2 separate regions of the Homo sapiens genome follow, and region 1 is linked to region 2. Evidence: read pairs that join two places in POLR2A ChIA-PET (ENCODE). Cell type or tissue: Panc1. All regions are shown on one strand.

Region 1 (2,500 bases), 240 kb before region 2:
TGCACCTGGTATAGAGATGTTGAATAAGTGAAGAGAAAAATCCCATCATTCTTGTGACATTAGTAGCGTGACTTCCTTGTCCTCTAAGTACCCTGCTGCCCAGCTGTCATGGGCTTTCTCTGGTGCTCCCTACAAGTACTTTTGGTGAAGCTGGTTCTTTAAGCAATGAATGAGCTTAGGTTTGTGGAGCATTTCTAAGCTCAGGTGGGCCTCTCCTCTGCATTAGATGGGAGAGCCAGGCTGGGCTGGTTTAAGATTGTGCCTGAGAGTGTATACCTCCCACCTGTACATGGATGCTCAGCTGTCAAAGACAGTAGGGGAGGGGGATTGGCTCTCAGCTGGTTTAGGGTGATGTGAAAGGTCTTTTCCCATCCATTTTAACTTTTTTTTTCTGTCTCTTGGAGCTTCTATCTTTTACCCCCTGCCTGAATTCTTTTTTTTTCCAAACACAGAAAAATGCTTTAACTGCCAGAAATTGCCATTAAGTCCTTCCTGGCTTGCCCTTTTTGCATAAGCCTTTGTTCTGCAGTATCCTGGAACTCAGATTCAGAAAGCATGGTGGTTACACTGACTTGCATTAGGATATGAGTCATTCTTTTTCCTAGGAGTTGTTGTTTATTAACCAAATTAATCAATCTCTACTTGGCGGGTATATTAGCTTCCTACTACTGCTGTTAAGAAATTTCACGAACGTGGTGGCTTAAAACAACACATATGTATTATCTTTCACTCCTGGTTCTGCAGGCCAGACTATGATCAGGGTGATGGCAGCATGCGTTTCTCTTTGGAGGTTGTGGGGGAGAGTCTGTTTCCTTGTCTCTGCAGCTTGTAGAGGCTGGCGGCATTCCTCGGCTTCCTTCCTCCATCAGAGCCAGCAATGTTGCTTCTCTCCGACCGTTCTTCCAAAGCCACATGTCCCTCTGACCACAGCCCAGACAGGACCCTATATGAACACATTGGGCCCATCAGGATAATCCCCCCATCCCAAAGTCCTTAACTGAATCACATCCTCCAATTCCCTCTGCCATATAAGGTACCATATGGGGGACCATTTTTCTCATGACTACAGAGGGATTTTAGGTAATACATCAATTTTTATATGAGGTCCTTCCCATTAAGCGTGCTACTCAGTTTTTTTCTTTCTCTGTGAGATGAGGCAGGGAAAAGAGTGTGAATCTGTATAAAAGGTTGTTTTCTCCATCTGTGCCTTTCTACCTCTGAAGGGCAGGTTGATGTCTTCCTCACAGTGACTTGGGCTACCCCTGGTGAGCTTTGGCCACAGTGCTATTCCTAGTCCTCCAGCATAATCTACCTCACCCTAAACTAAGGTGACTCCAGAGTTCACCCTCCCAGCTCTTATCGGCATCCTGCACATTTTTGGAGAAGGAATAGAGTGAAGAATCCTAGACCCTGGAAACAAAAAGGCCTGGATATCTTGGTTCCAGTACTAAGAATATTGAGAACGAGTTTATGATCGGCTTTTGCCTAGCACTTAGTCTAGAAGTGCTTTGTTTGATTATGTGAAATAAAGGTTATTTGGTGGCATAATAATTCTTATATATATAATTTATGATAACTCTTGCATATGACATGCATACATATATATGTTTCATACATACACTCATTTGCCACATTGAGTATGTCACTCAAACTTGTACACATACTTTTAGCCTTTATAATATTATGCTTTATATGGCATGCTTAAGACATAAAAAATAATAGCACAGAACATTGGAAAGTGAAGGTTAAAGTGATAGTATTCTCCTCTGACTGGTATATACTCTTAACTGAAAGCTTGAGAGAACAGAAGCAACTAATTCATAGAATCTCCCCATGGAAGATGCTTCTCTTTGCAGGCTCTTCCTTTTGTGAGTTCCCCCACCTTTAAATGTGTACCATAAAAGTAAACTATGTATTTTGAGAGCTGAATGAATTGTGAATTAGCCCTAAAATACAAGGTGGCATTTAATTCTTGCTCACGTGTCTGTTGGTGGAGCAAAAGACTGTGTTGGGGAACAGGCTTGCATTTCCAGTGTTAACCTTGCTTTCCCCTCATCTCTTTTGCAGAGTAATCCCAGCGGCCCTGCCTGGTCCTGGTGGATCCTGGCCGTGCTGCCCCTGGAGCGCAAGGCTCAGCTGGCCATCCTCGGCATGACCTCGCTCAAAGAGCGGCTCCTTGCCATCCGACGGATATTAGTCATCATCACGCGTAAGATGAATAGTCGGCAAGAGCTGGCTAATGCCAGGGAGAGAAATAATTGATTTTTCTCTCTGTCAAGGTTTCTGGCAGCCCTTGTGCTTTTATAAATGTCAGGCATGGACGAATAGCCGTCCATTCATTGTGCTTCATCAAGTGCTTGTGGATGAGGTTCCAAAATGGGACGCTTGCCAAACATTGAGTCCTCCTCAAAAATGACAATTCTGTGTCTGGTGGGATCTGACCTTGTGTGAGGTTAGCCTGAAGTCTGAATGGAGCCCATAGTTGGAAAACAACCTAAGA
Region 2 (2,500 bases):
CTTATTGACTATTTACTTGAGAGGCATCGTAGATTAATGGTTTAAGAACATGGACTCTGGTACCAGACTTATAGGTTGGAATCCTGATGTTACCGCTGACTAGCTGTGGGGCTGGACACATTACTGGGCCTCTCTTGTGCCTCATTCTGTTTGTGTGTGAGCACTATAGAGTAGGTATAGGATAATGTAAACATTAGCTGTTATCAGAATCATTGTCTGCACCAGCTAAGTACATGCCTTACATGCATTGTTAATTCTGTTATTCCTGTTTTACAGATCAAGAAAGGTTTTCTTTTGAAGGTTGAGTTACTTGCCTTAGATCATGTGATCAGCAAGTGGTAGACTATTCTTGGAACTCAGGAGTGTGTGCTGTTGACCCTTGAACAGCTCTGGGGTTAGAGGTGCCAACCCTCATGCAGTCAAAAATTCACATATAACTTTTGACTTCCCAAAGGCTCAACTATGAATAGCTTAATGTTGACTGGAACCCCTACTGATAACATAAACAGTTGATTAACATGCATTTTGTATGTTACATGTATTATATGTACTGTTAATATATGATAGATATTATTCTTACAATAAGCTAGAGAAAAGAAAATGTTATTAAGAAAACCATAAGCAAGAGAAAATATGTTTACTATTCATTAAGTGGAAGTGGGTCATCATAAAGGTCTTCATTCTTTCCATCTTCCTGTGGAGTATACTGGCTGAAGAGGAAGAAGAAGGGTTGGGCTTGCTGTCTCAGGACTGGCAGAGGTGGGAAAGGTGGAGGGAGGGGAAAGGGAGGCAGGAGAGGCAGGCACATTTGCTGTAACTTTTATCAAAAAAAAAAAAAACCTACAATAAGTGGACCCATGCAGTTTTTAAAATCCATGTTGTTGAAGGATCAACTGTATTTTTGAAAGCCCTCACTTAAAATAATAAATATTCATTGATAGCCTTAAAGGGGAAGACATAAGGCAGTTCTTAGCAGAGTATCTGACATAGGGTGAGAACGCAGTCACGGGAGCTGCTGTTCTTATTAAGAAGTACATTAGTCTGCAGTTGCTTGTCTGTTTTCTGTGCCTCTTAGAGGCAGAACGAGAAGAAAAGAGCGCCGGTGAACATGCGACTGTTGCTGGCGGGTAGTAACTGCGGCACTCAGCTGCTCCCTAGCTCAGTTGTCTTCTGAGTGACCTCACCGTCTTCTCTACCACTGACCACTTGATAAGGAAAACGGCCAGCTCCTCACCCTCCTCCCCTTCCCCACCTCTGTTGCCATGGCCAGTCCCCCTCCCCTTCCTTTCATTTCTCTTCCTGACCAGCCACAGCCCTGAGTTTCATCAGGGAGGCTGGTTGGGCTGAGGAGGTGCTTTGGAGCCTCTGTTGGAAAGATTAAAAAAGATGCTGTGGGCTGATGCTCTTCTTCCCAAAGCAGATTGCCGTCTTGTCCACATCCCCCTAGCTTGTTCCCATCTCTCTCTTCATGTCTGCTTGACGTGATGGTCTGACTTGCTGGACAGCGAGGCTGCTGTGGAGTATCCCCCAGGTTTAGAAATAGTACTGTCCATTTCGAGGCCCCATCAGACATCCCCCATGTTTGATGGGGCCTCTAAACGGACAGTACTGTTGTACAGTTTTCTTTGGCACATCCATAGATTATTTTAAGGACTATAAACCTATTAATTACTCCAAAGTAAATCTCAGAGGTTAACCTGGGGCCTTTGATATGTTTAGTGTTTTGAAGGCTCAGTCGAGTGCCAGGTCGATCATTATTGGCAAGTGAACCAGCAAGCATCTGTCTAGCCCACGAAGGAAAAAAGTGAGAGAGTATGCCTTTCTATATATTGCCCAGGGAAATTCATTTTATTTTTAGCTGTTGGCTACTGCAGTGGGACAGGAAAGTCAACTTAGGTGTTTAGAATGAAAAACAGCTTGAAAAAAAGACATTGAGGTTCATTGCACTCTATGACTTGGGTAGATAGATGGAAGGGGGTTGTGAAACGGAGCTATTCTGAATACGTTCAGTGTTTTCATTTAGAGATGCAGAGGTTTTCTCTTTATTTGTATCTTAGTGGACAGTGACAGATGAAAACAGAAAGAGCCACTTCCCTCAAAATACATAGCTGTGCATGAATACACGGGGTGAGCTGTTTTCCACGAGAGGGGATCCTGCTCGGTGCTGAGAGGGTAGAATGGAGGATGCGGGTCCTGCCTTTCAGGCACCCCTGGTGTAACTGAGAACCCTGCCATCCTGAAGTAGGGTAAGGTGCAGAAGAGGTCAAGACAGCCGCACACCACCCTCATCACTCCTCCATGTGTTCATTCCTGGCCCCATGGCCAGATCGGCTGGGAAGGAAACTGCCGCGGTGAGCTCTAATTACTAGAGATGGAGACGCTCAGGTGCAAGCTGCCTAATTACAAAAGCCCAGAACACACATGCTCTCAGGGGGCCCACCAGGGTTAAAGAGACTGAAAAAATAATTTTGGCTGCAAATTTAAGTGAGGATGAACACCA

The links. Peaks named below come from ENCODE experiments on the same cell type or tissue, not always from the same donor. Only the 100,000 strongest peaks of a DNase experiment are listed, where the experiment ranks them.
Region 1: POLR2A ChIA-PET joins it to region 2 with 11 read pairs; 2 of 35 experiments call an interaction of 5 or more read pairs at or near these places.

What each region holds. Positions count from the first base shown.
Region 1 is chr2:100,284,060-100,286,559 of GRCh38, reverse strand. LONRF2 (LON peptidase N-terminal domain and ring finger 2) reads left to right here. Exons shown (of 12, transcript NM_198461.4): 12 at 2,068-2,500. The coding sequence ends at 2,262. Among named protein-coding and RNA genes, the nearest start is that of LONRF2, 37 kb to the left of the region's middle. In Panc1, no CTCF peak of the experiment used is centred here; no DNase peak of the experiment used is centred here; H3K27ac peaks cover 1,756 bases.
Region 2 is chr2:100,043,906-100,046,405 of GRCh38, reverse strand. All of the region lies in intron 4 of AFF3 (ALF transcription elongation factor 3), which reads left to right. Among named protein-coding and RNA genes, the nearest start is that of AFF3, 97 kb to the left of the region's middle. In Panc1, no CTCF peak of the experiment used is centred here; no DNase peak of the experiment used is centred here; H3K27me3 peaks cover 403 bases.